Regions from separate parts of the Homo sapiens genome. Here regions 2, 3, 4 and 5 are each linked to region 1. Evidence: chromatin loops called from intact Hi-C (ENCODE). Cell type or tissue: mammary epithelial cell. All regions are shown on one strand. Each heading gives the region's core, and the rest is flanking DNA. Links, peaks and the distances in the headings are about the cores only.

Region 1 (6,243 bases), core at 882-5,881:
GGGTACTATGCTCACTACCCAGATGATCAGATCAATCTCAGTCATACCCCAAACTTCAGCATCGCATAATATACTCATGTAACAAACCTGCACATGTACCCCTGGGATCTAAAATAAAAGTTGAAATTATTCTTTTAAACAAGAAATGATCCAAAAAAGAATGGTTTTTTAGCATCACATACTTACCATTTCTATACTAAATACTAGGTAAGAAAGAATCAGAATGGTTTCTACTCATCTTAGACACGTCCTTTCCATTTTGATGCATGATTAAAAAATAAATAAAGAGAAAAAATGGGAGAACTTGAGAGGAGAGGGCACACATTTTTGTGGGGGCAGTTTATAAGCTTGGAAAATGTTGACATCTTAGCAGCTTCAAATAAATAGAAAGCAATGCCCCATTTCCCTCTCCTCATCCTTCCTGCCCTGTGCCCTCCCCCAATGCCTTCCTGCTCCCTCAAGCGCCCACCATTGAGTCCAAAGAGAGTTGCCTCTCTAGATCCTCAATACACTCTTGAGATTCACCATGAAAGTGCATCAAAAAGTATTTTATCATGAGATCTGGAAATAATTTTCTAAAGAATGTATAATACTGTATGTGTATCATGTAAAATCACAGCCATAGAAACTGTTACTTTGGAAAAATAAGCTGTATATCTAAATATGATCTGCTCTTTTTAAAATTTTTTCTAGTAATAATGCTTGTTACTTGCTCATTTATTTTGTAAAGCAGATAATTATGACACCAAAGATTTAAGCAAAACTAATGAAAGTATAATTTTGAACTAAGATATTCTTTCTGTTTGACTTTCATCTGCAAATTAGGAAAGGTCATCATTATTTAATTATGTCAGTGATCAACCTCATGGATCATTGCCACAGAAAGCAAGAGGAGCTCACTGTGATCTTAACGCCTCAGGACACATGGTGTTCTGCTAATATACGTTAGTAGATGCTATAGGACAAAAGGCTTCCATAATCAAATGAGATTGGAAAATGCTAGGTTAAAGAAAGTTAAATACATTTATTTACCACAGGGATACTGTGCAACTTTAGTATGCTAATTTTCAATATGAATTTGCAAAAAGAGGCAGTGACCATAGAATCCTTTGTTCATGGAGCATATTTTTTAAACTGGAAGTCACATAGGTAAATTTTCTCTAATCACATCAGAATGTGACTATTGGAGGAAAAAAGAACACTCTAATTTCCTATTACAACTTGTCATATCACATTACACCTAAATTCATCTGAGAGAAACAGAATTTTAGGAAGTTAAGCATGAGAAAACCATAGCAACATTATTTATTTACTCATTTATTTTCTCTTATGTCAATATGTATTGTTGGAGTTCAATAAGCAAATAATAAGATTTGCCACCAGAGAATAAAGAAGCAGTAGCTATGAAGCGTTGGAAGAGAAGAAATCAGCCATGGGCAATAGATCCAATTTACTATGCAGAAAGCATGAGGTATGTGAAAAACGGAGTGTATGTATGTAACTACATGTACGTAAGTGTATAAATATAAAAGTATATACGTATGTAAGTATATAAGAATAATAATCTAAGAAGAACTGAGTGAGAATGGCCAGCTGAAAGAAAATTCTTAGCTTACACTTGGGGAAACACAGGTAAATGTTTCTAGTAGGAGAGGAGGAGAGTGACCTCTTGTGTTCAGGACCTCCCTTATTTCACTTCAGTATCCTCCTCTTCCAGAACTTCACACAATGTCATTCCTATATGTAAGGTGATCAAACATTAGAATGCATCGGTAAAGGTTATTTTTCTAATTTTGACTATTCACAAATAAGTTCCACTAAGATTAAATCTAGTATAGTTCCATAGTTCTATCAGTTAGGCTTATGTTTTTCTACAAGTGCTAAAAGCTTAACATAGCAGATTAGAAATTTATTTATCTCAGGTGAATGAAGTCCAGACTGAGCAAGTTTGGACAAGGATGAGCAAAGTTGAGCAAGGCTGGCAAGTCAGTTTCATGATCATTAAGGCCCTTAGCACAGGGCTTCCACCTCATTATCCAGGCCGCAATTTTGTCTGTCTGCTGCAGCCAACAGAAAAAAAGATAGAGGAAAAGGAAAACAAAGCAAGGAGGCGTCCAAGAATTTACACATGAGCCATGGTCACGAGGCTTATTCCAAGCAGTCATATACTCAGCTAAACACTGGGGACTCTATAATATAGAAGAAGGAGAAAACACCACAGTAGTTAATAAATCTTCATTAAAGAAGGTAAAACTATATGAAAAACTGCAAGAGAATGGCCAGCTAGAAGAAAATGCTTAGCTCGCATCTTGGGAAGTGCAGTCAAATGATTTTAGTAGGGACATCTGAATATCTCAAAAACACCATTCAAAGAAAGAAATTTCACTGCCTTTCTCATCTCTCTTCTTTCTTACCCTCTTCAACCCAAGTTAGGGAGTGCAGAGGAATCAAATAAGAAAAAGAAGACAAACATACCTCACCCACTTCTGGAGGCTGCCTGACTGCAGCCATGCCTAGTTTGGACAAGGAAAATGTAATTTTGAGTGAAATACATTGTGTTATTATACAAAAAGGGACTGTTATAATTATTAAATTGTGATTATTCTGCTATGTACAGTGACCATAGGGCTTTTTATTAGCAACAAGAAATCAGAAATGTCATAGGTGTGCCTGACATTTGTCCAGGAACAGGACAAAGGCTTTCCTACTTAATAACGTTTACAAGTATAGGGAGAAATAAAAGTAAAAATCACTTGTGATTATATCCTGTGAGTATTGCTTGTACAAAGTGATGGCTACAATAACCCCCCTCAGGCTTTTCCTGAAGTTATTAAAAAAAAAAAAAAGAATGAAAGAAAGCCATAGAGAATAAGGCATAGAGCGGCACTAAATAAATTTAGTGTCTTTCTCTTGATTCACCGAAAAAATATTTATTAAATTCATACTATTTGCTAGTTGTGGTTTATACAAGACATACAATGGGAAAAATCATAGGAAATAGTACAAGTGGATATTTTAAACTCATATCTCATGAGATATGAGAATCCGAATTATTTGACTCACTAACCCCTGAGGGCAGCTGCTGAAATTTCAGACGCAATTCCCAGGAGAGACGCCAGCAAACTTAAGGCTTGGAATTTTAACCCCATTTTACTGACAGAGGCATCACTATAACATGCCTTTTGAGTTTTGTGAACTCATTTAGTTATTTTTCTGTTGAAAGCTGATTCCAACCTAAATGAGTCCACACACTATACAGATGTGATACAGAGGATCTGAAACCTTCTCCTGAGGGTACTAGGCTGGAGAGAGGCCACTTTCCATTGTGTCATGTAAGTGTGCAAATTTCAGTTTTCTCTGTTAACACCTTGAATTCCGCACTAACACTGAATTTCCTTTCTGCTCCCCTAGTTGTAATCTCTAATATGATGCCTGCAAGTTTTATCTTGAGTGACACCTAGTGGTTTCATGTTGTAATGAGAACACGGAGGAGGCTTGGAAGCTCTGGCTAGCAGGCCAGAGGGGTGAGGTTTGAGCTTGTTTTGCATCTTTACCCTGGTCAAATAGTCATGTGAGAAAAATGATTTAGGGATCACGGCAATTCAGACTGTCCCACTTCTTACTTGTAAAACGGAATTTATATTTGTGCTCGCCCTTCGTTGCTGGAATGTTAAAAATCTCTGGAAGAGAGGTGCTATGTTCTTTCAAGTGGCTATGATTATAAAGCAGTTTCCTTCCCTTCTTTGGAAACTGTGGAGGTGTTACAAACCAACACTGAGGGGGAAAGAAGAGAAACAATGTCCAAAGTTCTCATTCCCTGGCCAGAGCAGAGAAAACTGTGGAGATTTTTAGATAGTAAGAAGCCAATGATTCATATTTTTTTGTCTGGTTTGAACTTGTGCTTATTTAAAAGCAAAATGAAAACCAGAATTTCACATTCCAGATTTGAAACCCATTTCAAAATCGTTATATAACAGACTTGATTGTGGTTCAGCAGTTATTTATCTTACTCTTGTCTTTTGTTTTCTCTCCACTCATAGATTATAAAATATTGAATTGGATAGAGTCAAAGGAATTCCCAGAGAACAGACAGAACTAATTCATTATGACTTTCTTCTTAAATTTTAAATTCAGAAAAGCACAGAAAATAATATAGCAAATTTTCATGCGTCGAGATTTTCTTTAATAAAAAAAGAAAATATTATGGAAAAAGTTTATCTGATTTTTTTCTTCATTCTAGTTTTATTCACGATCACTATGATGCATGTGGTATTTATCCTCCTATCCAATTGTTTTAGAAAATTTACTTCATATCAAAAATAGTGTTTTGCACCCAACAAAAATATAGTTCAGTGTGTTATTATATGATAAGTGTCATACCATACATATCATTCTGCAATTTTTTCATAATTTTTTATAGCTATCCATGTTTAGATATACAATCTTAGTCCATTATTTTAATTGCTATTTCCATTGTATGAAGAGATCACAATTTGTTTAATATTAGAAATTTTTTTTCTATCAAAACAAAACAGTGAAAGCATTTTTAGAATGGTGGGGCAAGGACTTCTGCTGTACAGAAAGCATGGCTGCAGAGGCCTCAGGAAACTTTCATTCATGGCAGGAGGGGAAGCAGGCCCATCTTACATAGCTGGAGCAGGAAGAAGAGAGAGAAAAGAGAGAGAAGGGGAAGGTGCTATCCACTTTCAAACAACCAGATCTCATGAGAACTCACTCACTATCATGAGAACAGCAAGGGGGAAAATCCATCCCAATGACCCAATCACCTCCCACCATACCCCTCCTCCAACATTGGGAATTACAATTTGTCATGAGATTTGGGTGGGAACACAAATCCAAACCATATCAGTCTGCCCTTAGCCCCTCCCAAATCTCATGTCCTTCTCACACTGCAAAATACAATCAACTCTTCTCAACAGTTCTCCAAAGTCTTAACTGATTTCAACATTAACTAAAAAGTCCAAAGTCTCATCTGAGACAAGTCTAGTGCCTTCTATGAGCCTGAAAAATCAAAAACAGTAAGTTAGTAACTTCCAAGTTAGAAAAACAGTAAGTTAGTAACTTCCAAGATACAATGATGGTACAGGCAATAGGGAAATATTCCCTTTCCAAAAGGGAGAGATCGGCCAACACGAAGGGGCTACAGGTGCCATGCAAGTCTGAAACCCAGCAGGGCAGTCTTTAAATATTAAAGCTCCAGAATAATCTCCTTTGACTCCATGTCTCAAATCCAGACAACAATGATGCAAGGGGTGGACTCCCAAGGCCTTGGGCAGCTTCGCCCCTGTGGTTCTGCAAGGTATTGCCCCCGTGGCTGCCTTCTCAAGTTTGTATTGAGTGCCTGCAGCTTTTCCAGGTGCACAGTACAAGCTGTTGGTGGATCTACCATTCTGAGGTCTGGAGGACAGTGGCCCTCTTCTCACAGCTCCACTAGGCAGTGCCCCAGTGAGGACTCTGTGTGAAGGCTCCAACCCCACATTTTCCCTCCACCCTGCTCTATAGAGGTTCTCCATGAGAGCTGTGCTGCCACAGCAGACTGCTGCCTGAACATCCAGGCATTTCCATATGTTATCTGAAATCTAGGCATTGGCTCCCAAGCCTTAACCCTTGTCCCCTGTGCACCTGCATGCTTAACACCATGTGGAAGCCAGCAAGGCTTATGGCTTGCATATTTTGAAACAGTGGCCTGAGATGTACCTGGGGCTGTTTTAGCCACAGTGGGAGCTGTAACAGCTGGGACACAAGAAGCAGTGTCCCAAGGGCAGTGGGGCCCCAAGCCTGGCCCTTAAGACCGTTCTTCTTTCCTAGGACTCCAGCCTGTAATGGGAGGGACTGCCCTGAAGTTCTCTCAAGTACCTTTATGGCATTTCCCTCATTGTCTTGGCTATTAACATTTGGTTTCTCTTTACTTATGCAAATTTCTGCAGCTGGCTTGAACTCCTCCCCAGAAAATTGGTTTTTCTTTTGCACCACATGGTCAGGCTGCAAATTTTTATGCTCCGCTTCCCTTTTTAAGTTCCAGTTTCGGACCATCTCTTTGCTTAGGCATGTGGGCATATATTGTTAGAAGCAGCCAGGTCACATCTTAAATGTTTTGCTGCTTAGAAATTTCTTGCACCAAATTCCCTAAATCATCACTCTCAAGTTCAAACTTCCCAATAAGTTCCTCATGTCCATCTGAGACCTCATCAGCCTGGCCATCTCTGCCCCACTGTCAGCAAT
Region 2 (6,243 bases), core at 422-5,421, 160 kb before region 1:
CCTACAGAATGAGAGAAAACTTTTACAATCTATCCATCTGACAAAGGGCTATTATCCAAAATCTACAAAGAATTTAAACAAGTGTACAAGCAAAAAACAACCCCATCAAAAAGTGGGAGGATATGAACAGACACTTCTCAAAAGAAGACATTTATGCAGCCAACAAACATGAAAAAAACCTAATCATCACTGGTCATCAGAGAAATGCAAATCGAAACCACAGTGAGATATCATCTCATGCCAGTTAGAATGGCAATCATTAAAAAGTACAGATGCTGGAGAAGAGAAATACAAACCCTTGTTTTTTGTATTCGTGGAGAAATACGAACTCTTTTACACTGTTGGTGGGAGTGTAAATTATTTCAATCATTGTGGAAGACAGTGTGGCGATTCCTCAAGGTTCTGGAAACAGAAATATAATTTGACCCAGCAATCCCATTACTGGGTATATACCCAAAGGATTATAAATCATTCTACTGTAAAGACACATGCACACGTATGTTTATTGTGGCACTGTTCACAATAGCAAAGACTTGGAACCAACCCAAATCTCCCATCAATGTCAATGATAGACTGGATAAACAAAATGTGGCACATATACACCATGGAACACTATGCAGCCATAAAAAAGTATGAGTTCGTGTCCTTTGCAGGGACATGGATGAAGCTGAAAACCATCATTCTCAACAAACTAACACAGGAACAGAAAAACAAACACCGCATGTTCTCACTCGTAAGTGAGAGTTGAACAATGAGAAACATGGACACAGGGTGGGGAACATCACACACTGGGGCCTTTTGGGGGTGGGGGGCTAGGGGAGGGATAGCATAAGGAGAAATATCTAATGTAGATGATGGGTTGATGGGTGCAGCAAACCACCACGGCACGTGTATACCTATGTAACAAACCTGCACATTCTGCACATGTACCCCGGGGAACTTAAAGTATAATAAATAAATATAAAAAAAGAGTGTGAATGGAGTCTCACATACCATGTATTTTGATATTTAAAAGTTATAAAGCAAGGTAACACACAGGTAAATAAAACACACCATACTATGCTATGTTGATTATCCTACATTTATAGCAATCTGAAAGGCTAGGTTTAACTTTAGAATTCCTGGACTCCTAGGAGCTCTACTCTGGGAATTCTGGATCCCTGGAATTCAAGACAGTCCCTGGAAACCAAACTCTGGTCTGCAAAGGCAGAAGCGCTGGCTCTGGGTGAGCCAGTCCCCTTGCCAATGGACTTCTTATTCTTACAAAGCACATGGCTGGAGGAGGGCTGAAACATGGCCCTCTAACACACAGGACCCAGGACAGATACTGCCAATATTTCCTATATTTTACCCCTCTCCCAGTTTCTCCTTTTCCCTAAAAAGTGTCTTTTAGTATCTCTTCATCTTTGCATACATCACTCCCTCACTCCTCCTGACTTTCTTTTTTGTGTAGAACACCCATGCTGACTCTGTTTGAATAAGACCTTGTTCAAATGACATTTTATCTTTGAAGCTTTGCAAACTTTCTTAGGTAGAGATAGTTCATTTATGCTTTGCAGTCCCTTGGCATTTTGTTTATGTCTCTTTGATGGTCTTTGTTACTCTGCATTGGAATCACTGTCTTTCTCCACTACACCATGAATGCTTTGTGCATGTTTGGTCTCTTGTACCAAAAGAGTGATTGGCGACACATAGTATTCCCTCTTATAAATATATTTACTGAGGGAATCAATGAATTAAATATACTCTTGTGGCCCCAAATATGCCATGCTATGTAAAAGTTTATTTATCTTGAAGCATTACTTGTCTCTAAGAGTAGATGTAAGCATCTACATGACATTGTCCTAGTGGGAACTGGAAACAGTCCATCCAGATGTTTGGTATCATGTGGATAAATCTCCAGATGATTGACTGAATTTTTCAGTTTTCATCGGAATGATTGGCGTTGTGTATATACGGCCTTATGTTATCAGCCCTGCACTCGTGCCACAGTGGGTTCAAAAAGTTACTATTACAGACCCAAATGCTTAGTGAGCTGTTAATGGGACACACCATTCTTCGTCGTATGCTACTCATGTGAAAGCTGACAAGTTTAGTGCCAAAGGTGATTTCAGTCCATCAGTCCTCATTGTCATTATCAACTAGCATGTATTAAGCATTCACATGTGCAAAGCACATTTTCAAATGAAAGACATCATGACAAACATTTGCTGATGAAAGGGTTTTTTTTTTTTTTTTTTTTTTAAAGCTGTGGAATCAACTTTCTGGCTGCCTACTATGCTATTTTATAAGAATTTGCCTAAAGAGAGTTCAAAGCATGTACTACATTTTGATGATTAAAATCTCACTCATCATGGAAGTTCTGGTTCCCTCATTTCTCACTCATGCTTATGCCCTTGCCCTTTATCCCAAACTCTGTTTATTGGGTGTGCAGTTTGTTGTCACACTCTGCCACTTAGCTTAAGTAGCTGAGGTACAGTGGAAACACAGTACACTGAGAATCAGAAGTCTGATTTCTACCTTGCCTCTCTCATTTGTTGATTTGAGGAAAATTATTTCGCTTCTCAGACACTTGGTTTCCTGATTTGTAATCCTCAATACCTGCCTTATGGATTTGCTGTGAGGCTAAATAAAATAATGTATGAGAAAGTGCTCGAAAACTCCCAAGTAATACAAAGATATTGTGGATTATTGTTATTTGACATTTGATTTGAGGTATTGCCTCTCTTCTAATACAATCTTAGATGGAGTCTAAGGAATTGTCCTTGGGGGGTCCAGATGTAACAACAAAATAGTAAAAAATAAATAAAAGCTAATAAGCAGTAATGATGATACTTGTGATGGACAGAAAACAAAGATAATCTTTTAAGCACTGATAGAAAATTTGAGGCCTGAAACTTTCCAGAGGTCTCCAAGGAGATTCCAGGACTCATGCAAATTCCAAGAGTCAATGTGCTCCTTCTATTGCACTGCCCTCTCCCAGAGAGAGTGCTCCCTTAGGGTGTTATAAAGTGAGACCTAATTTTTCATGTGTTTTTATGTGGCTCTCATGATGGAAGAGCTGGAGAGCATCAAAGATGTGGCTCAGGGTGGTGTGGGCAAGGGATTCTGTCCTGATGGGGGCCTATGGGGCCAAGTGTTGCTATCCCATGTGGGGTTGTGATGAAAGGTAGCTAGCCAACAAATATGGAATTGTCCCTCTTTCTGGAAACAATGACACGGGCAAATGTGCCCTAGTGGCTTTTTTCTGAACAAATATATCTGGCCAACCGTTTCCCACAGCTCCTGGAGAAATTTAAGAAAGTAGACATTTAAAAAGCCCCACTTAAAGGGGAAAATATAAGCACCCATTATAGAATTGACAGAGTAAATTCAGAAAAGATATTCCTTAGATGAGAACTAGTCAAGAGAAAGGCCAGAATGTTAAAAAGGAGTTGTTTTAATTGCACAACAATACCACATGGTGGCTCTGGAAAGAACTGCACTGAGTATAAAATGTCTAAAACCTGTTTTCTCCCCTGCAGGGCCTTTCTTCAAGACATTATGTGAATTTCACGAAAACACGCACGGTTAAAAGTGGAACATTTGGTGAATATTAGGGATTTTAAAAAATGTTTCAAAGAAGTATTTTAAATGGTCATATTTTATGGAGCCTTCTCTGATGGTCCCCCAGGCAGATAGACATCTTACGATGCACAGGCAGCCCCACACAACACAGCACTCTGTGTTGCACGGTAATCAACGAGATTACTTGTCTTTCTCATCCAAAAGGTAGTAACTTTCTTGAGGACGGAGTTGTGTGTTTCATGTCTGAAAGGCAGGCTATGTGGAAAGAGCCGGTGTTCCCGCAATGGAGGTGTTTCTGCACTCACTCTTCCAGAGTTAACTATATGACCGTAAGAAAATTACTTACTTTTTATACTCATTTTCCTAATCTGCAAATGGTTAAAAATTATGACTTCTTCAAAGGGTCATTGCAAGGAAGGTAAGTTCATGGGTGAATAGTGCCTAGTACATAGCAGATAAATTATTATTTATTGTTGAATATTTAAATATAAGATGCAACTGAAAAACATCTGCTCGTGTTTTTCATTTTGAAAACTGTGGATCTTTTAAAAAGACTCAATGAAAAATAAGGATTAAAATAAAATGATCTTTTTATACCGCCTTTGTTCTTTCTTTTAATCTTCTCTTTTACCATCTTTTCAGGAAGACACTCATTGGATTACGCTTTTATAATTTTCCTAGCCTGTCTCTAATATCTCCTACTATATGTAACAATATGCCCATAGCTTTGTGACTTGTAAGTATTCCCTCAGCCCACAAATTCACTAACATAATCTTTTCTTTCTCCATTTTACTGTCAAAATTCACATGTTTCTTGCACAGGTTCTCCTCACATTTCTTCACTGTGAAAACATTACAAACTTGCAAAGCTTGTTTATTACCCATCACGATACAGGAACTAAACACACTCTTGAAGATCTCCCAGTGACTTTCTTATCGCCAAAATTCATGGATTTTATAATATTATTATCTTATTTTTTAACATTGGAAGGAGTAAAAGTTCTATGTTCTAGATCCAGAGCCACAGTTGATTAATTTTATAATATTAACTGAGTCCCCCTAAAACTCTCCGGACTTTAACTTCTAAATACATGTACTTTGCAACATTGTGAGAATAAAATGAGACAGACTCTATGAGAGGTCTTTGGAAATTGTGAATTTTTGTACTCATATTAGGAATTATTGCTCTTAGTACTATTATCAAAGGCATAAAATTAAGTAGAAACAAATCCTGCTCTGGAAGACTCCACAGTCTACTGTTGAAGGAAGACCTATGCAAAATAATTTTAAAGTAGTCAGGTGAGTTCCAAGAGAACTAGTATAAAACTTTTTTTGGAAAACCTGGAATGGAATGACTACGTTCGGGAGACAAGGAGTAGGCATTTGATTGCTATCTGTGGAATTGATGAGAGAGTGATATTGATGTAGAGAAATCTTTGAGTAGAATCTGAAAGGTGAATTAGACCAATGTAAGGAAGATGATTCCAAGTAAATATCCTGGTAGGATGCATGTGGTACAGTGAAAAGTAGCCAAGAGCTGTGTTGCTCAGGGAATGTATACCATTATTACATTGTGCTCATTTCCAAAAAATAAAGTTCCAGAATGGCAACAAAGACAATTGTGTATAGATACTTCTTTAGCCTCTCCCAAATTATGTTTCAGTGATAATTCACCTTTCTTCCAACTTCGTTCAGGACAGTCTTAACTGGGAACAATTTTGCCCCCCAGGAAACATTTGGCAATGCCTGGAGACATTTTTGATTGTCAAAACTAGGGGACAGCTACTGGCCTCTGGTGGGGAGAGGTCAGGGGTGCTACTAGGTATCTTTCAGTGCATAGACAGCCCCACAAAACAGAAAATTATTCGACCCCAAGTGTCAATCCTGTTGAGGCTGAGAAATTCTGATCTAGGAAAACTTCTTCCCTTAACTCCCCTCCTGTTAGGGGCACTTTGGACATCATTTGCTTTAATTATCTTACCTCCTCACTTTATTATCCCGTGTGTCAATATCTGAAAACTCTTCGCAATATTATTTTGTATTTCCTTTTCTCAGATGGGTAATGTGGTTTCTGTTTCCTGCTAGGCTCTTTTGACCAGTTTTTGAGTAAAACAGAAGGAAGCTAGAGCCAGAGATTGAAGGTGAGTTTTCATGAAGGTTTAGTGAGGCATTGCATTAGAGGAGTTTACAGTGGAGTGGAAATCACACAAACAACATGGCTCTGTCCCAAAGGTAATTAAACAATGATTAAACCCTGCTCACCCATTCCATGAATCCTAGAAATCCAAAGACTTCTTCAAGACTTCTGCAAATTTCTTGGCAGAGGTGGAATGGGGAGTTGGATTGATATTCTAATGTTTACCTCTGCTTTTTATTCAAATTGTATCTATGTGTTACACACAGTGACCCAGATATAACATAGCTCCTTCCCTCTCAGCACTTCCATTTCCACACAGCATGCAGGCATGAGTTTAGCATACAGAGGAGTATTTGGCGGTAACTGGGAGACCTAGGAGGGCTTCACACTGCAGAAGTGGAAACACTGTTTAATTATATGTCAGACTTTTCCAATCTAAAAATGTCTCCATCTCCAGGATTGCGCCACTGCACTCCAGCCTCAGCGGCAGACCAACATTCCATCAAAAAACAAAAACAAAAACAAAAACAAACAAAAAA
Region 3 (6,243 bases), core at 797-5,796, 240 kb before region 1:
ATAACATTGGTTGAGTGCCTTATAAATGGTTATGCCTTGCCTCTCTCCATTAGTTAGAATAAACAAGAATTGACTGGACGCTTCTCCAGTCCCATCCCAAATGCACGTCATTCAAGTTTTCTTACTAATTAAGCATCCTCCCCCAGCCCCCCACCCTCAGAGTACCACAAGGTTAAACAAAAAGCAAAATTTCTATGATAAGAAGAGCTTTTTACAAAAAGGTCATCTTGACCATTTAGGATTTCTCTCTCTCTCTCTTTTTTTTTTAACTTTACAAGTCAGAATGTTGTGAGTGAAGAACAAAATAAACACGAAACAGGCAATTTCCAAAACCCCATTTGTGAAGGCTGGTTTTTAAACGATGAGAAAATGTCTGCATTGCACATTTACAGTCTGTTGAAAGCATATTTGGTGAACAAGCCCATTGGAGGCATTTATTGAAACTAAACAAGAACTCTTGGCCTACAAGTCTCCTTCTCTAGCCTCTTAAAGGCAATCTGTTTGGATGCTCAGGGATGCTCCCCAACTTTTGTGAATTCTGTCTTTTCTTTCCTGCCTTAAGCTAACAGTAGATGACGTTTGCTTCGACAGAGCAGCAGGACACAAGGGCTAAGAACATGGACTTGATATAGCGCCCTTCTCCCGTCACTTAATTGTTCTATGAAGTCGCCCTCTGAGCCTCACTTTCCTTTTCTCTAAAATGAGGATTATAATACATCCTTTATAGGGTTTTTGTAAGCATTAAGTAAGATAATGTATAGGATATGGTTAGCATTGTGCCTCGTGTGTAGCAAGTCCCTGCTTCATGGAAGTTATTTTATAGCATGTGCTTGATTCTTATTTTACAATTGAACAGACATTGTGGAGTCCGTTATCACTCAGCCATAAAAACTGTGTGGATATATCCTTGAAATATTTGTAAACATCTGGAAACAATTTAGTCTGAGGACACTTTAGGTAACTAAAAGGACTCATTCTCAAAATGAATATATAGTCTCAGGAGACACCGGGGTCAAAGAGCAAGTGGCCAAATACTTCTACTCAATTCAAAAAGCTCTGTGGTGAGAAAAAGGGGAAAAAGAAAGGAGAAAGAGAAGGACCGGGAAAGAGAAATAGCTAATCATCAAGAATATTTTGATTGAGAAGCAATGTGTTGCTTACTCTATAATTTAGAAGTCAAGCATGTAGGCATACATTTATTCACTTGCTATGTGACCTCTAAATTCATTGTCATACTTCTCAAAAGTTGCTATTATTATTATTTTTCTATTACCCTAAAGATCTTGAGAGATGAAATAAATCCTGGAGCTCATTGTTGACTTTGGACCCAGAAAGCAGTATAAAATAAGAATGTAAGGAAAACTAACACTCCAAGTACAAAGTGGGTCCAAAAACTGTAATGTTATATAGTGTTAATATATATTTCTGAAACTGGACTGTACTGAGGCAGAAAATTAAGGTATCTATTTTTTTTCTATTTTTCTTAAAAATTGCTTTTATTTAACCAATCCATTTGAAAAAGTAATAGAATTTTTAAAAATTTACTCTTAAAGATAGCTTTGTCCGGTATGTTTCAACAGTTTCTAACTTTTAATATCCTTGAAAATTAATTTCAGGTGAATGTTCAGGGTTATACAGATTTATGAAATTTATTTACCAATAAAATTTTATGTTTAAAAGGTATGAATATTGACTTATTTAAATAAAAACATTTAAATAAACCTCCTATAGTCTGCTGACTATATCGTTTCATAGACGAAACATTATAAGACCAAAATAATAAAACTGCTATGCTTGCAAAGTAAAATAAATGGGCATATTTAACATATAAAACTTTACTATGTTGTACTGATTTTTGCACCCATTTAATTGTGACACTTGAAGAGTTTGTCTTTGTTCTGGGAACTGTTTACAGGAAATTCCTGACTGACATTTTTTTCTTCCCATATCTTAACTATATACTTGCTAATTTCAGTACTGAAACTTATTTGATAATTTTGTGCTGACTCAAGTTCAAGTGAAATTCATATTATTCTTTAGCTATGCATCTTTTGGTTTTTAGTTCTGTGACAATATAATTGTTATCAATATACATTAGAAATCAATAGCATATTGATAATGAGATGAAAGATTAACTGAGCTAAACATAGATATTTGAGACTTTTTCTTCAGGAATTATTGATCTGAAGTTGTATTTAATCTATCAGAATATGCTCTTTTCTAATCCATTGGTTCCCCATCTCAGATTCCCTAACTTCTTTGGGCAGTAATAGAGGACCTTTATTTTTTTTTCTGTTATTTCAAAAAGATTAATAAAAATGTATGTTTACTCTCTATAAGCAAAAGAAGAACTTAAGATTTTTGACAGGATTGATAATAATTTAGTGAGACTCTTTCTGTGGAGCTGTGTACTGTTCTTAGAACAAAGTAGGGACTCATTAAAGAGCTGAATAAGTCAATGAATGAACAATATTCCTGGCTATCTCAGGCTAAATGATATCATAGTCTGACAATTTTGAATTTACTTAATGCAAATGACAAAATATAGTTGATTTAGTAGAAAAGGTTTTAAATCATGGAATCTATGTGGGAAGGTAGTCCATGGGGCTGCAACAATTGAGAACATTCATAAAGATGTGAGTGGAAACAAGGGTGAGTTTTGAGGAAGATTTGTGTGTTTAATCTTTATATGCCTGTGACCAGATGTCTATGCCAAGAAGCACATGTTTTTGTTTTTGTTTTAAACTTTCAGTTTATGGTTCCAAGGTCCTGATACTTATCAGCTTTAAAAAAATCGTTTTCATTTTTTAGGTAGTTTTCTTGCTTTTGGGCACCAGGTGGCGATATGGAGTGAGGTGGGGAGTGCATGGGATACACAGGTTGGGTTGTCATAAAGACCAAGCATCTGTAGAGCCGAACTGATGAGATTTAATATTCCGTCTCTCTCTCTCTCTCTCTCTCTCCCTCTCTCTCTCTCTCTCTCTCTCTCTCTCTCTCTCTGTGGGTGTGTGTGTGTGCGTGTGTGTGTGTGTGTGAGAGGGAGAGAGATCCAAAAAGAGAAAACTTTGTAAAGATTTGGTTCCATTTTGTCTGAGAAAGACTGGATTGGCATTCCTCATCTGTATGAAACACTTCTCAACAGATTCCATACAATATATCGCTTGGAAAATTCAAGAGCTGCCAGGTCTCTAGCTCTTGCTAGCATTTGGTTAGCATTTCACTGTATATAAGATCCTTACTCCTCCCCTCCCCCCCCATTTTTTCAACATTTACTGAGCACCTATAATGTCCCACGCACTGTAATAAGTATTAGAAATATTGCATCAGATAAGGTCTGGTCCGTGCCCCCTATGAGCTTATAGTTTAGCAGAGATAGACATATGAACCCTAAATCAGCTGCATGTTATGGCTTCTGCGATGGAGTCAGGATCAAGGCAGGATATAGAAGGGTCACAAGGATGAACTTGTCAGCTCAGTGGGTAAAGAAAAACATCATGGGAGATATGAACTATAAGCTGAATAGTGGCAGATGAGTAGATATTCATCACTTAGAATAGACTTGGAGAGAGAAGTTATAATAATCAATTTTGCTCCTTTGAACCCTTCAGGTGTGTGTGGTGCGTATGAGAAAGTCAGTTGGATCTTAGCATTTATTTATAATAATATTCATAAGCACAATCTATAGCTAACATTACCAGCCTAGTTTTTGAATTTGAAAATGTGAGAAAATAAGTGTTTGGTAAAATTCAACTTCCCTGCTTCCTCCTATATATGAGAATTTGTGTGATAAGAATAATTATAATATAAATTAGACTTTAAGTATTCAAATGTTTTTATTGGGTCAGGGCAGATTAAATATGTGCCACCTGAATTATGTACCAGAGAGGCCCTGGAACTGTGACTCTGGGAAAGGTATCAGTAAAATTAAATTTAGAAGATATTCAGAGAGATGGATATTTCAGAAAATGTAAGAGACTACAGAGAGAACAGCAAGTTAGCTCGATGCAGTCTTTGCTGTGAGCATCAAAATAAGGAAATGCATGAACTGGTCAGACATAGTCCATCAGAAAAGGCTTGATTCCAAAGAGAAGGTACTCGTGGTTTTATCTAGACAGACAAAAAGAGGCTTGAGAGGATAATGTAATGAAAAGATGCTTGACAAAATTTAGGGATGGATAATACACTAATTTGTGTTTTTGAAAGCTATCGAGAGAGCAAGGTAATGTAGCCTTTCAAGTGAGGGCCATATTTTATTCACCACTGTTTTTCCAGTGCCAATCATAGACCTGGAAAATGGTTGTGCAAAAGGTATTTGTTGAATGAATAAATGAAAGAAATAAAGCAGATGGGTTGCATGTTTGCAACCAAAGAGTGGATTAAAAAATGTTTATTAGCCAACCAGAGAGTGAAATATAAAGTAATGTCTTTTAGAAACTGTTGATGGATTTAATCAGATCAAACTTACATAAATAATGAGAAACAGCTTGCTTTTATAGAGTTGCCACTCAAATGGATTCTGACATCCCTAAGAAGAAATTTATTCCCTTTTCCTTCCCTTTCCTTCCATTTCCTTTCCTTTCCTTTCCTTTCCTTTCCTTTCCTTTCCTTTCCTTTCCTTTCCTTTCCTTTCCTTTCCTTCCTTCTTCCCTCCCTCCCTCTCTTCCTTCCTTCCTCCCTCCCTCCTTGCCTGCCTCTCTTCCCCCACCTTTTTTAGTTCTTTTTAATATTTTTGTTTTTATTTCAGATATATTGTTGTGTCAATTGCTTTCTTTAATTTCACTCTTTCCTCTTCTCTCTTTCTTTCTTTTCCCTTCTCTTTTCACCTTTTCTCCCCTCCTCTCCTTCCCGCTTTCTCTTCTACTCTTATGTGTTGTGACAAAGATAGTATTGAAAATAAACAAAATGAAGCATAGTCCAAATGGTTTAACGTAAAGGATGAAAATATTAACCCTGTGCTCTGGGTTGTGGTCAACAGAGTTCCAGCAGCAAGTTTCAGAGCACTATGGGGCCTTCTGTTAGGGTGAGGGGAAGCAGTGTTCTCTAAGCCTGCCTTATCAGCACATTTATTCAAGAAATATTTAATGCACAGTTATTGTGTGCTTGGTACTGTGTTAAGTGCTATGAGGAATACAAAGCTCCCTGTCCTTTAGGAAACTTAAGAGGTCATATATGGGTCTAGAATCTAGACTCTAGATATACACATAAATATAATATCAAATGGAAAGTCATGCCATGAGAGAGGAGCCAATTCCATAATAAAGTTGTTTTTATCCTGGCAGACCAAAATTGAAGTTGGATCTATTCAGGTTTACATTTCCAGGAAAAATATACATTTGTATTATTAATAACAATTGTCCAGGATCAGGAAGCCCTTTCTAATAACTGACATAAATCCTTATGGGGTAAGAACCCAATTTATTTTCCATTGTTTCAATACTTTTGATTAAATTCTTAATTTGAAGGGTTTAACTCAAAATAACAGCCTACAAAATTCCAATAAATAGAATTGGTGAGCCTGTCGGGATATCTTTCCTTAATTCACTCTTGACATATTTTACAATGTAGCTAACTTTCTAGAATGTAGTTAAGGGATCACCTTACATTATTCTTAAATTGTTGTGTGTATTTGATGAAAAGTTAAAGCTGTTTTTTTTTTTTAAATTCAGGCCACTAGAGTTCTACTATTTTTTAAGAACCAGGTCTGTTCTAGTTGAATCTTTTTTTTTTTTTTCAAGATAGGAAGTAATCATCTACAACAAGTATTGGGGATTAAAATGGGTCAAATAGAGAATCTTCATGGAAATAAGTGGAAGAAACCCCTTAACGAACTAACAAATCCTCTCTCTCTCTCTCTCTCTCTCTCTCTCACACACACACACACACACACAGACACACGTGCACACGCACATGCATCTCTCACATTTTTCTGCAACTGAGACTTCTAGAATTTTTATATCATCAAAAGGCTTACCTTCTGCAGAAAGCCCTTGACCCTGAGGTGTCTTGGGAAATTTTAGGACTTGGCCTAATCCTATATATATGCCAGACAAATTTTGACAGCCTTATTGCTTTTCATCATGAAGTGATCCTGGAACTTTTCCTAAATATTCAGGCATGTTAACACCAGCATCTTGATTCACTTCCAACCCAACCTTCAATTTATTCCACTTAGGCTAGTCACAGCATTTTTCCCCAGTCCTTCTGTGACCCAAGCAATTCTGGGAGACTGCAATGTGTGCTGTT
Region 4 (6,243 bases), core at 554-5,553, 130 kb before region 1:
TCTGCCTCATCACGGGAAGGTCGCCAAGGGAGGCACAAGTCAGGAATGAATGTAAGTGAATAGAAAGAAGGAATAAGGGAAGAATAGCATAAGGCCTTTGGTTGCTTGTGTTTTGGGGCAATATTTTTGTGGTCACTTTCATTCAGTACCTGGATCTCTGAATTTCATGGGATTGATGGGGGCCTCTTGTTAGTACCTTATGTTTACATCTGTTTGTCAGGTGGTACTTCTAAGTAACAGTAGACAGATTTCTAGTATTTCTTGGATTTATTTGTTTCTAGTGGTTGTCCCAAAGATTCTAAGATCAAACCCTTAGAGTCACACAGATTTTGAATCCACTCCTATGTTTGTAGCATCTTGGTTGTTTTCTTGATTTCTTGTGTGTAATAATCTTGGGTGACCAGTGTTTCCTGGCCCAGAATATTTTTCTTACATTCTCTTGGGATCTTTAGGAGGACAGACCTTTAATTCCTTCTTTGTATTGCCTAGGCCTAACTATTGAGGATTTCTATAACAATCTCATATGGCTTCTCTTCAGCCATGCAAATCACATTAAAGGCAGCCTAGGTTTACAACAGTACCCAGACTGAGAAGTGCCTATACAAAGAGTGACAAGTGCTTTGGGGAGGCTGAGGACTAGGAGACATGTAGTTTTATGGTGTAATGTAAGGAAAGAGACATACTAGTAATATAGAGATGAGTAAGCAAGTTTTAGATAGACTATGTCTATTTCAGACAACAAACATTTATTTATTTTTGCTAATATATGCAAGTCCACAGACTAGAAATTCAGAGCATTTAAAGACGAATGAAATACAAATTAAAGAACTCAACATTTCATGGGTTGAGGGTGGGCATTGGACACATGACATTTGATATAAACTGGGGAGTGATGCGAGCCTATTGTCTCAGACTACTGGAAAGGAGTAACAAGGCAACAAACGACAGGTCATGTTTTCAAGGTCACTTGTCTTGGCACCCCTCGCTTACACAGCTGCAACCCTCACCTATCAGAGAAATTAGACTGTAGATTTAAGTGAAAATTAACATTATTTAGGAAATGGTTCTTAAGGTGATCTCATTTTCTCCTCTTGCCCCTATATACTTTTTCACTCATCTGATTTTGCCATTATATTCATTAGAATGATTTATAAATAGCCATTTCCAGATTTTTCTTAGTTTCCATTAGTTTCAGTCTTAAATCATTCACAGACTCGTGGGACTATATATTTCAACATTACTTCTGCCTTAATATGTCCCAAGCAGAATTTGCCTTCATCCCCGACGGTACCTACCTCTTCTAAGTTTCATGACTCTAGCCTTCACACTGTCACAGAATCAGGCATCTGTCACCCAGGTTCCACATTCTTTTATTATCTTTAATCCTTTCTCCCCTTTACTTTATATATCTGAGTGCCAATGTGTCAATTACTATATATGTCTAACAAATCATCATTCTTATTCAAATTACCATCAACTTTCCCTTTGCCTACTGAAATTACCTTTCTCTTATCCATCTATAATTTATTCTACACACATCAGCCAGAGTAATCTTTTAAAAATGCTAGTAATATCTGGGCATTGCCCAATGTCCAATGCCATCCCATCACATTTAGAATAATTTTTCCTTCAGTGTAGAAGCACCTAGATGATATAGCCGCCTTCTAAATCTCCAACTCCATTTCACCTTATTTCTTGCTCACTGCATTCAAATCCACATTGCCCTCCTTTCTGTTCCACCACCACACTAAAATTGTTTCCTGTTAGGGCCTTTGCATTAGCTGTTCCCTCTGGTTGTGACGCTTGTCCACATCCTTTCTTGACTGGCTTCTTCTGCCATGCAGGTCTCAGCTGAAATATCTATCAACTGCTCAGAGAAGGCTTCAGTGAAAATCCTCTTCCACTCAGTTTTTCTGTATAACAATGGCCCTTCATAGCATTCATCACTCTCTGGTATATTCTTTATTCATATAAGCTCTATTAGTGCTTTGGGCTTATTTGTTGTCTACCTATCTATGTATCTAAACTAGCCTATCTATTTATCTATCTGTCTATCTAGATATAAAGGCTGCTTGAGCCTTCTAAAGTGTCTAGAACAAACATCAACACAAAACCAAACATAGCACTTACACTGAGAATACAGAAATTTATATGATAAAATGTTGTTGTTGGAAATGTACCTGTTATAAATTCAACACTGTCGCCTGGTCTGTAAGCCAATGCAACCAATCATTCCCTCTCAGACTTCTTTCTATAATTTTAACAGACTTTTCCTTTGAATTTACGTCTTTAGAAACATAATATCATGGGTGTATTTTACCATACTCAAGGAATTGTTCTGTCTTTACAAGTCTGCTTCAGGTAGATCTGATGCCATCATTCTGTTATTTTTGTGTATCACCTTCAGTATTGAATTATGAAACTGCTTTGCATATTATTGTTTTATGTGTTTTAGTCCTGTGTTAACAGGATGATTAATATTCTGCATTACATTCATCTAAATTCACCATATTGCTCAACATGGACTAAGCATCTGATGCATTCTTTTCAGGTTGGTTTTTCAACATTATCTCTCTATAATGATTATGGTCTCTAAATATGATATTAAGAAAATGGTATTTTGTTTCTTCATCTGTTGTTTTCTTTCCAAAAATAGGAAAGGAAAAGAAAGTCTGCCTCCGGGAAAACTTTCACTTACAGCTTTTACCAAAAGAGAATAAGCAACTGATTGCAGAGAACCAGGCTGATGGTTTTATTTTACTTCCCAGCAATAAACAGAGTGGAAATGCTAATTATGAACATTTTAAAGTTTTTTGAAATGAAAATGTATCTCAAATTAATTTTTTGCTTTATATATTTCTTTGGAGTAAAGAGGGCTGAAATTTAATCATCTTCCATTTTCAGTATATTCTGAATAGCATAAATCCTACCAAGCTTTTAATTCATTTCTTTGAGGAAGCTCTCTTCTTTACATTTCATTTCCTGAGCCCTGCTTGGCAGTCCGATTTGGTGCTATCCTGAGTGCTGTTTTCAAAATTGGTCTAATTGCAAATGTTGGAGACCACTTAAACTGTGGAAACTTATTACCCATTAAATGTTTTTGTTCATAAAAAGAAGATATATTGAATGCAATTTACCTACTATACTCAAATATATACTTAATATTATACCTAATATGTTTCAAATATAATAATAAATTAACAATTTATTATTTATTACTCATAACAACAATTGTCATTTAGTGAGGAACTATGACTCTTTAGGGCCAAGAGTAAAAACTATACTGACACTTAAGAATACTATGGGGTAGTCCTTATTACCTCCATTTTGTACATGGGAAACTGAGGCTTAAAGAGTTTAAGAAACATGTCCAAGTGGCAGAAGTAGAATTCAAATAGGGTTCTTCGTGGCTACAATACCTGTGGCCTTAATTTCCTTACTGTGTCATTTTTATTGATGCTGTGGTCAAGCAGACTTGTATTCAGATTCTGCTCTGCTTTTACCATAGTCAGTTGCAGAATCTTGAATGATTGGCTGGTTCCACTGGAATTGGTAGACAGATTGTCAGGTGACCTCCTAGGATGATTGCTAGGCTTTTGTTTATGGTTTGTTGAAAAGAAAAATGGTATTTGAAGTCACACGATCTGGATTTAAATCCTAGGTCTAGGAATCCCTTGGGCAAGTTGCTTAATGGGTTTGAGCCTTAGTCTTCTTGCCTATAGATTTGACAGCATTCATATTTTCCTTCAGGCATTATGTTATATAAATTCGTATTGGGTTAGAGGATATCTTAGCTCAAATCCAAATGGTAGTCCAAGACAATTGGCAAGCTGATGGGAGTGTTCTACCAGAAACCTATTTGCACAGATACTTTGGAATCTTCTGGTATGTCTGGAGAAATGATGAGATAACCTGAACATATGTCTTTGCAGGGGAATGAGAAGCCTTCAGCCAGAAAATTCATGCTCAGAAAAGAAGGAGCCAGTGGTAATAAATTTGACCAAATAATAACAATTTAATTTTTGGATAAGAATAAAAATTAAAAATAGAATTTGGTGTTCATCACAGAAATTGTCTTCCAACTTAGTTTCCACTGAAATTAAGATCAAATCCTAAGTAGAGCATAAAGACTAAAAGAGCTATTTGTTAAATTATTTGTAGAACTTCGTGGCACAAGAAAAAGCTGCTTTGGGATTCCTTTGATGGAGGAAAGCACAAAAAAAGAATCTCCTTTAATTAGCCACAGGCCACTTCACAGATTTAAAAACTCAGGGCATTTGAGAACTGGAGACAAAGGTCTAGGAAGCACCACTGGCATCAGAAGAATATTTTTCAGAAGAGTGGCTGGTCTGGGTGAGGCCTGAATGTCCCACATTACCATGAATGCATGGTGGATGTGACTTCACACGGAAGATGCTCTGCTGGGCTGCGCCTGGCAGCAGAGGATTTGCTCACAAGGAAATCTGTGACTTTCTCTGGGTCCAATAAAGAAAACATCTTAGAGGTATTTTAGATGATTCTGAGGCTCTATGAGAGCAGTCAAGAACAAAACACAAAAGTCAGTGTAATCATCGTTATTATTGATCAACATACACTGGCAAGATCTGTGGAGATGGGTTTAAGGATAATACATTAGAAAAATTATTCTGTAAAGTGTTATTCTTAGTTTTCTCCCACTCTTGGCCCCTTATTGCAACACTGGAAATGCTCAAGGCATTCTTGTGTCTCATAAATAAGGTCAAATATCACACCAGAACTACACTGAAGAGTGTTAAAAGATACTTTTCAAAAAAATTAAAATGATCACCCTTATACAAATGAATATGTGTCTAAGATTGCATTCAGTTCATTAATTATGAGGGAGTAGGATGATGGCATGGTGCTATGGACTGAATTGTGATCCTCCAAAATGGAAGTCATTACCCCCAGTAGTATCTCAGAATGTAGCTGTATTTGGAGATAAGGACATTAAAGAGGTAATTAAGTTAAAATGATGTCTTTAGGGTGAGCCCTAATTAGTCTAATTGGTGTCCTTAAAAGAAGAAGAAATGCAGACATACAGAGATGCCATGGATGTGCACACACCGAGGAAAGACAACGTATGGACACAGCAAGAAGGCCGCCCTCTGCAAGTCAGGGAGACAGGCGTCAGGAAAAACCAACCTGCCAACACCTTGATCTTGGACTTCAAGCCTCCCAAACTGTGAAAAGTAAATTTTAGTTGTTTAAGCCACCCAGTTTATGATATGTTATTATGATAGCCTTAGCAAAGGCTATCATACCTTAGTAGGTTCAAAGAGCATTTGAGAAGCTGGGAATTTATAGGCAACTTAATGAAGGAATATTAGAATAAAATTTCTTGATTAGATACAAAGCTGGTAATGTCCTTCAGAAGAATAAACCATGACTTTGGGATTATATTTTCTATTAGATAAATTTAGCTCCATATCTACGAAACAAAAATCTATCAACACATAGCTTCACTTAAATCTGGAACTTTGAGTTCATAGTAAATAGTGAGTCGAATAAAGTACATTCCCTAGATAACTAAATAATCTTTGGGGTACCTGTTAAACAGTGCCCTTTTATATATTTAGAGAAACCTCACAAGTTTTAAACAATTTTTCAGAGCAGAAGAAATTTGTTCCTTTATCTTAGTCTAAGAATAGCCACCATAATGTACATCTACTGGTCAAGAAAATGTTCTTCCCCAATTTATTAATAAGAGGTATACTACTCCTGAATGTGCAAATCTAATTCTCAACCATAGGAATGTGACATTACAATAGCCTGACCTTGTGCTGTCTCTCAAAGTTTGGGTTATTCAGTCTTGTATGGAAAGTCAGTGGTTCCATCTAGAGAGTTAAACCTAATCTAAGATCTTTCTCAGATGTCTGTAACAGCATGAAGAGATAAGATAGGTGCGTATCTTCCTGTAACTTTTAGGTCTGTATTTATGATGTGCTGAGTAATTATTTGGATATCTGCATTCTCAAGAACCAGCCATAATAATAACCCAGCCCAATCCATTCCTTGGATCAGGCAGGAGACAGAATTCTGTATTGGAAACAATGTTTGGAGGTATAGATCTGTCACAGGGTACGGTCAATTAACATCAACAAACAACATTTAATTTTCTGCACATTGATCAAGAGATTTAGTGCAATTTCAGTAAAATTCCCAAGAGAATTTTTCTTGTAGAAATGGACAGATTTATTCTAAAATTTATATGAAAATCATAAG
Region 5 (6,243 bases), core at 632-5,631, 920 kb before region 1:
TAAATGGTGTTGGGAAAACTGGCTAGCCATATGCAGAAAACTACAACTGGACCCCTTCCTTACACCTTATACAAATATTAACTCAAGATGGATTAAAGACTTAAACGTAAGACCTAAAACCATAAAAACTCTAGAACAATACCTAGGCAATACCGTTCAGGACATAGACATGGGCAAAGACTTTATGACTAAAACACCAAAAGCAACGGCAACAAAAGCCAAAATTGACAAACGGGATCTAATTAAACTAAAGAGCTTCTGTACAGCAAAAGAAACTATCATCAGAGTGAACAGGCAACCTACAGAATGGGAGAAAATTTTTGCAATCTATCCATCTGACAAAGGGCTAATATCCAGAATCTACAAGGAACTTCAACAAATTTACAAGAAAAAAACAAACAACCCCATCAAAAAGTGGGAGAAAGATATGAATAGACACTTCTCAAAAGAAGACATTTATGCAGCCAACAAACATATGAAAAAAAGCTCATCATCACTGGTCATTAGAGAAATGCAAATCAAAACCACAATGAGATATCATCTTATGCCAGTTAGAATGATGATCATTAAAAAGTCAGGAAACAACAGATGCTGGAGAGGATGTGGAGAAATAGGAACGCTTTTACACTGTTGGTGGAAGTGTAAATTAGTTCAACCATTGTGGAAGACAGTGTGGCGATTCCTCAAAGATCCAGAACCAGAAATAGCATTTGAACCAGCAATCCCATTACTGGGTATACCCAAAGGATTATAAATCATGCTAGTATAAAGACACATGCACACATATGTTTACTGCAGCACCATTCACAATAGCAAAGACATGGAACCAACCCAAATGCCCATCAATGATAGACTGGATAAAGAAAATGTGGTGCATATACAACATGGAATACTATGCAGCCATAAAAAAGGATGAGATCATGTCCTTTGCAGGGACATGGATGAAGCTGGAAACCATCATTCTCAGCAAACTAACACAGGAACAGAAAATCAAACACCGCATGTTCTCACTCATAAGTGGGAGGTGAACACTGAGAACACATGGACATCACACACCAGGACCTGTCGGGTGGTGGGGGGAAGGGGCAGGAATAGCATTAGGAGAAATACCTAATGTAGATGATGGGTTGATGGGTGCAGCAAACCACCATGGCACATGTATACCTATGTAACAAACCTGCACATTCTGCATATGTATCCCAGAACTTACACTATAATTAAAAAAACTTTAGTTAATATTTTAAAAGCTGACATAAAAATTTGGAACATTACTTAATTTAAAATGTACAATAATATCACACACAACAGAAAAAAAAGTGTGAATAAACTCAAAAATTCAGAATTGTCCAAAAGAGTTCACCAGTGAAATGCCACTTTTATTATTATTATTATTATGTATGCACTCTGTAAAACACTGCCATCTGTCACTATGTGATGTTTAACTTTTATCCAAGAATGAAGGCCCTTCCAAAGAACACATTTCAATTGCGTATTTTATGCTTGCTCTTGTGCTAAAACCATCCTCAAGCATATCAAACAATCCTCAGCTTATGAAATCTCTAAACCAAAGCAAATGAGAGGTGCAACAAAATATATGCATGATGCATCAGACAAAAAGCTAGGAAAATTTAACTTTTCAAGTTACTTTTGAAACACTATCAGTACATATTCTAGGGTACTGAAGAATACACTATGACAAGGAATTTCCTTGCCATCTTCCAACCCAGGATAGTCTGACGTAAGGAAGCACCCTTGAGACATATCAATGTCAAATGGCTTAATAAGTTTTGACAAGGAAAAAAATTTTTTTGAAGATCTGATTCTTGGATAAGCCAAAAAAATCTTTAAACACTTTTAAAAACGTAACACTATAAAAATCCCCAAAAAGACTGCATCTAACAATTAAGTAAAGCCAAGTTTTGTAAGTCCAATTCAATTTGCAGATAATCACATTTGCTGAAGCCAATGGCTATGATAGATCTCCCAGATGGTAGCATTAAGTTACCAGACATAAGAAACTATCTGTCAAAGTATAGGAATGATAGAACTGAAATGATTTATAACTGATACTGAACTAAGCAGAAATAAATTTAGTATCCTTATGAAATCTCAGGAAAATAACATTAAAAAATAAGAAACGAATAAATTTGGCAATATTTAAGAGAAGGAAAACAAAGGAATATTCATATATAAGGTTTTCCATGGAACCAATTAAAATTTTAGATTTTCTGCACTCTTAGGGAAAGATCAAAACTACTCAAACAATTTCAGCATGAGATAGAAAATTTAAAATAATTATTTATAATATTCTTTACAAATCCCTTTTTGTGTCTCTGGTGTTAATAGAAAAAGCTAAAATCAAAATTCTTAAATGAAATGCTTTATGTGACAAAACAATATTAAAATAATTTTTGGTTCTATTGAATTACAGTTTCCCTTAGAGCCTTCCATGGAAAAAGGGCTGAGCTATAACACAATTTCTCCTTTGCCTTTAATTATTCAAATCACAGAACCTTAATTTTATATATTTTTTTCAGTTTGTTTTCCAAGTAAACTTTGAGTGAAGTTATTCAGTCATTAACACCAATCTCACAACAGCAGGGGTCGCAATGTACTAGTTAAATGTTTCAGGAAACTGAGAAGCAGATTAACTGTTCATATTGCATAGATTTATTAGAGCATGAAAGATTCACAACTCATTGTACTCTAGTGAAAATAATCTATCATTAAATATAAAAAAGATTTTTCTGTTGTGGGGGTCCCCAAATTATAATAAAGAAAACCTGCTTAAAAGCTGATAGCATTTCTAGTTGAAACAGCATAAAAATCACTTATGCTAAGTTCTACCATGTGCATTAGCTCCACAGAGAGGCTTCTACACCTCTTAAAAAATAAGTAATTTCTATATATGAAATAGGTAATTCTTTAATTCAGTCAACTGTCAACTTGAACATATATCAAACAGTGAGTTTATTTCTGAAGAAAAAAGCAAACTGACCATTCATGTCTACTGCATACTTTTAAATTCTTTTCTCCACAGTGAAGAAAATGTACCCCAAATACTTTAAATATTTGATTTACAGAAGGTTTCTGCCATTGAATTTCTTTAAATTTTAATTCCATGTAAATCACTCCAGTTATTTGCCAAAAAATAATCTAAAATAATTTAGATTGTCTACTATTTAACACATTAAAAATCAACTAAAAATAAAACTTAAAAAAATCCATCAGAAACAGTGATATTTCTGAAGGTTTGAAGGAAAACAAGTCTAACCACCTCCTCTAGTTCACTATCTTTCATCAAACCAACCAGGAAGATCAAATCAATGAGTAGCTAATAACTAGCATAAAAAAGGGAATACAGTAAAATACAAAGTGTCCATTGCAAATAGAAAAGGTAAATACTGTTTTGTGAACATTTTTGTTTAATTACATATATTAAACAAATGTTTAAATATATATCAAATATAATATGTAATATATAGACATATATTGACATGTGAATATACATGTATATAAACATATACACATTACATACACATGTGAGGGTTGGGCTACACTGTAAAATACATATTTAAAATAATATACTTTTTAACCTTAGGAAAAATATATCTTACTACGGATTGAGGTAAAACAAGTGTGAAAGTCAGTGCTCTAAATAAATTTTTCTTGTCCTTTTCAAATTCATGTCCTTTATAACACAGTTTCCTTACTATATCTTTTGTATAAGCATTGTAGCCAAAGACCACATATGTTAAATGTATCACTGAATTACTCAATTGAGAAGTTTAGCTTACTGTGTTAGGAGTTAATGATTTAATTGTCTACACATGTAACATATATATTAACAAATGTAAAAATGACCATTCTAGTAATATCATGAAATCAATTATACACTAAATGCAATTTCTTTGAACACAGCAGAGAGATACAATTAAGCAAAATCAGTTTCTTCAGAGTCAAAAGAAATGTTACAAGGTCCACACAATAAAACTCAAGAACATTACTAGGAATAGAACCCTTGGGGAACTCATTTGTAATTCATTTTTTAAAAAATATACAATTCAAATAAGTTCAGTTGTCAGTTTCCAAGACCACAAGAGAATAGAAATAGATTATTATAGAAAAGAAAAATTGCTGCTATAGAAATGCTGCTGGTACAGAAGAAATGTGAAGTGACAGCCAAGGCCAGGGGAAAAACAGAAAAATTGTATATAAAAATGAAAAATACATGGCGTTCTGGGGCCATTTAGCAAGGAGAAATCCTTGGGCATGGTAATAATATTTATGGCCCTGTATAATAAATTATCTTCAGACTTGCAAACTTTAATAAATGATAGTAAGAACAATAACAGCTACACACATTATAGCCTTTGAACCTAGGGACTCTGGCTCCAAATCCCATGCTTTTAACCACTACACTATACTGCTTCTCACTAAAATTTAAAATTACGTTCAAGATATTAAAGTAAATTTAAGAAAATACTTTAGAAAACAAAGATGTAATTGATTTTTAAAAGACATTCTGCTATAAACTGAATGTCTATGTTCCCCCAAAATTCTTATGTTGAAACATAATCTTGAATGTGATAATATTTGGGGCTGGGTCCTTTGAGAGGTGGTTACGTCATGAAAGCAGAGCCATCATGTACGGGATTGGTGCCTGTGACAGTCTGTTGGCATGCTGCTAATACAGACATACCCAAGACGGGGTAATTTATAAAGAAAAAAAGACTGGGGAGGCCTCACAATCATGACCGAAGGCAAATGAGGAGCAAAATTACATCTTACATGGTGGCAGACAAGAAGAGCTTGTGTAGGGGAACTCCCATTTATAAAAACATCAGATCTGGTGAGACTTATTCACTACCATGAGAACACTATGCGGAAAATGCCCCTATGATTCAATTATCACCACCTGGCCCGGCCCTTGAAACGTGGGGATTATTACAATTCAAGGTAAGATTTGGGTGGGGACACAGCCAAACCATACAGTGCCTTTAGAAAAGACACCTCAAAGGCTCCATTTCCCCTTCTGCCATGTGAGGACATGGTGAGAAGACAGCTGTCTATGAACCGGGAAGCAGGCCATCCCCAGAGCCTGCATCTGTTGGCACCTTGATCTTGAACTTTACAGCTTCCAGAACTGTGAGTAATAAATTTCTGTTGTTTATAAGTCACCCAGTCTATTCCCTTATAGAAACCTGAACGACCTAAGATAACTGTGTATGAAATGATTAAACACCCTTAATAATATAAGCCTGGAGAACTTATCAAAAAAGATCCTTTCTAGATATCTAGTGTTTTGGGATTCTATGTATATTTCTTTTGATGATAATTTCACATATTTGTAATTTTGTAATATTGCATTATCTCATTTAACTTTTCCCTATTCATATATACTATTATTATCTACATACTGAAGATGAGAAAACTGACATACATATATATATATATATATAAAATACATATATATATGTATATTTTAGGTAATTGCATAATACCACATAACTGGTATCTGATGAAGCCAATATTCAAAGGCATATAGCCTGGCTCCACAATCCTAGCTCTAATCAATGTGCTCTGGAATACCACAGTTGCCAGATGGACTACGTCCTGTAGGATTTGCTACGATGTGTCAGGACGTGATATTTAAGAGATTCTGGTAATCCTGAAAACCCAAAAATAACTTTCAGGATCAATTTTCTTGCTCATCAATGTTCCAGTTCTACTCATTCCAAGCATTTGTCCACTCCCTTGAAGTTAGGCATGGCGATGTGATTTGCTTTTATCAACAGAATGTAGCAATATGAATTTGTCACTTCAAAAGTGGAAGCCTTTAAGAAAAGCATGCAATTCTCCATATCCCTGTTCCGTCACACTTCTCTATTTCTGTTCCTGGTACTAGCATTCTAATAGTCATAGATTTTATGACATCTTTTTCTATCATCACCCACATCCAAACAGTAACTATAACATTCATTTCACCTACGATATATCCCTTCTGCCCTTTCCTTTTGCCTCATACTGGACATACTACATCTTCTCTAAACGAGGTTTTCTTTACTTCTTGTCTTGCCTATTACAGCAGGCTACTGATCTCATCTTCAGACTCTAATGTGAGTCCATCAAATAGAATACATCAGATTAATTTCCCTTGAGCAGATTTCTGATTATAACCTACCGAGCTCAAAAGTCTACAATGATCCCCACCATCAGTTGTAAGTACAAACTTCTTAGCAA

The links. A loop is a pair of places that touch in the nucleus more often than their neighbours do. Peaks named below come from ENCODE experiments on the same cell type or tissue, not always from the same donor. Only the 100,000 strongest peaks of a DNase experiment are listed, where the experiment ranks them.
Region 2: it touches region 1 in a loop (12-fold over the local background); 7 of 110 quality-filtered maps call a loop at or near these places.
Region 3: it touches region 1 in a loop (16-fold over the local background); 19 of 110 quality-filtered maps call a loop at or near these places.
Region 4: a loop joins it to region 1, with 2.5 times the contacts of the local background. A loop is called at or near these places in 2 of 110 quality-filtered maps.
Region 5: a loop joins it to region 1, with 21 times the contacts of the local background. A loop is called at or near these places in 11 of 110 quality-filtered maps.

What each region holds. Positions count from the first base shown.
Region 1 is chr1:170,926,494-170,932,736 of GRCh38, forward strand. No RefSeq gene overlaps it. Among named protein-coding and RNA genes, the nearest start is that of MROH9, 5.9 kb to the right of the region's middle. RefSeq lists an enhancer at 5,789-5,978. In mammary epithelial cell, for the core only: CTCF peaks have their summits at 1,683 (motif pointing left) and 3,440 (motif pointing left); a DNase peak (open chromatin) is centred at 3,468; H3K27ac peaks cover 487 bases.
Region 2 is chr1:170,762,447-170,768,689 of GRCh38, forward strand. No RefSeq gene overlaps it. Among named protein-coding and RNA genes, the nearest start is that of PRRX1, 100 kb to the left of the region's middle. In mammary epithelial cell, for the core only: a CTCF peak has its summit at 3,464; no DNase peak of the experiment used is centred there.
Region 3 is chr1:170,686,876-170,693,118 of GRCh38, forward strand. The region is part of intron 1 of PRRX1 (paired related homeobox 1); the gene reads left to right. Among named protein-coding and RNA genes, the nearest start is that of PRRX1, 26 kb to the left of the region's middle. In mammary epithelial cell, for the core only: a CTCF peak has its summit at 2,844 (motif pointing right); no DNase peak of the experiment used is centred there.
Region 4 is chr1:170,792,210-170,798,452 of GRCh38, forward strand. No RefSeq gene overlaps it. Among named protein-coding and RNA genes, the nearest start is that of PRRX1, 130 kb to the left of the region's middle. In mammary epithelial cell, for the core only: no CTCF peak of the experiment used is centred there; no DNase peak of the experiment used is centred there.
Region 5 is chr1:170,008,036-170,014,278 of GRCh38, forward strand. All of the region lies in intron 10 of KIFAP3 (kinesin associated protein 3), which reads right to left. Among named protein-coding and RNA genes, the nearest start is that of KIFAP3, 64 kb to the right of the region's middle. In mammary epithelial cell, for the core only: a CTCF peak has its summit at 2,590 (motif pointing right); no DNase peak of the experiment used is centred there.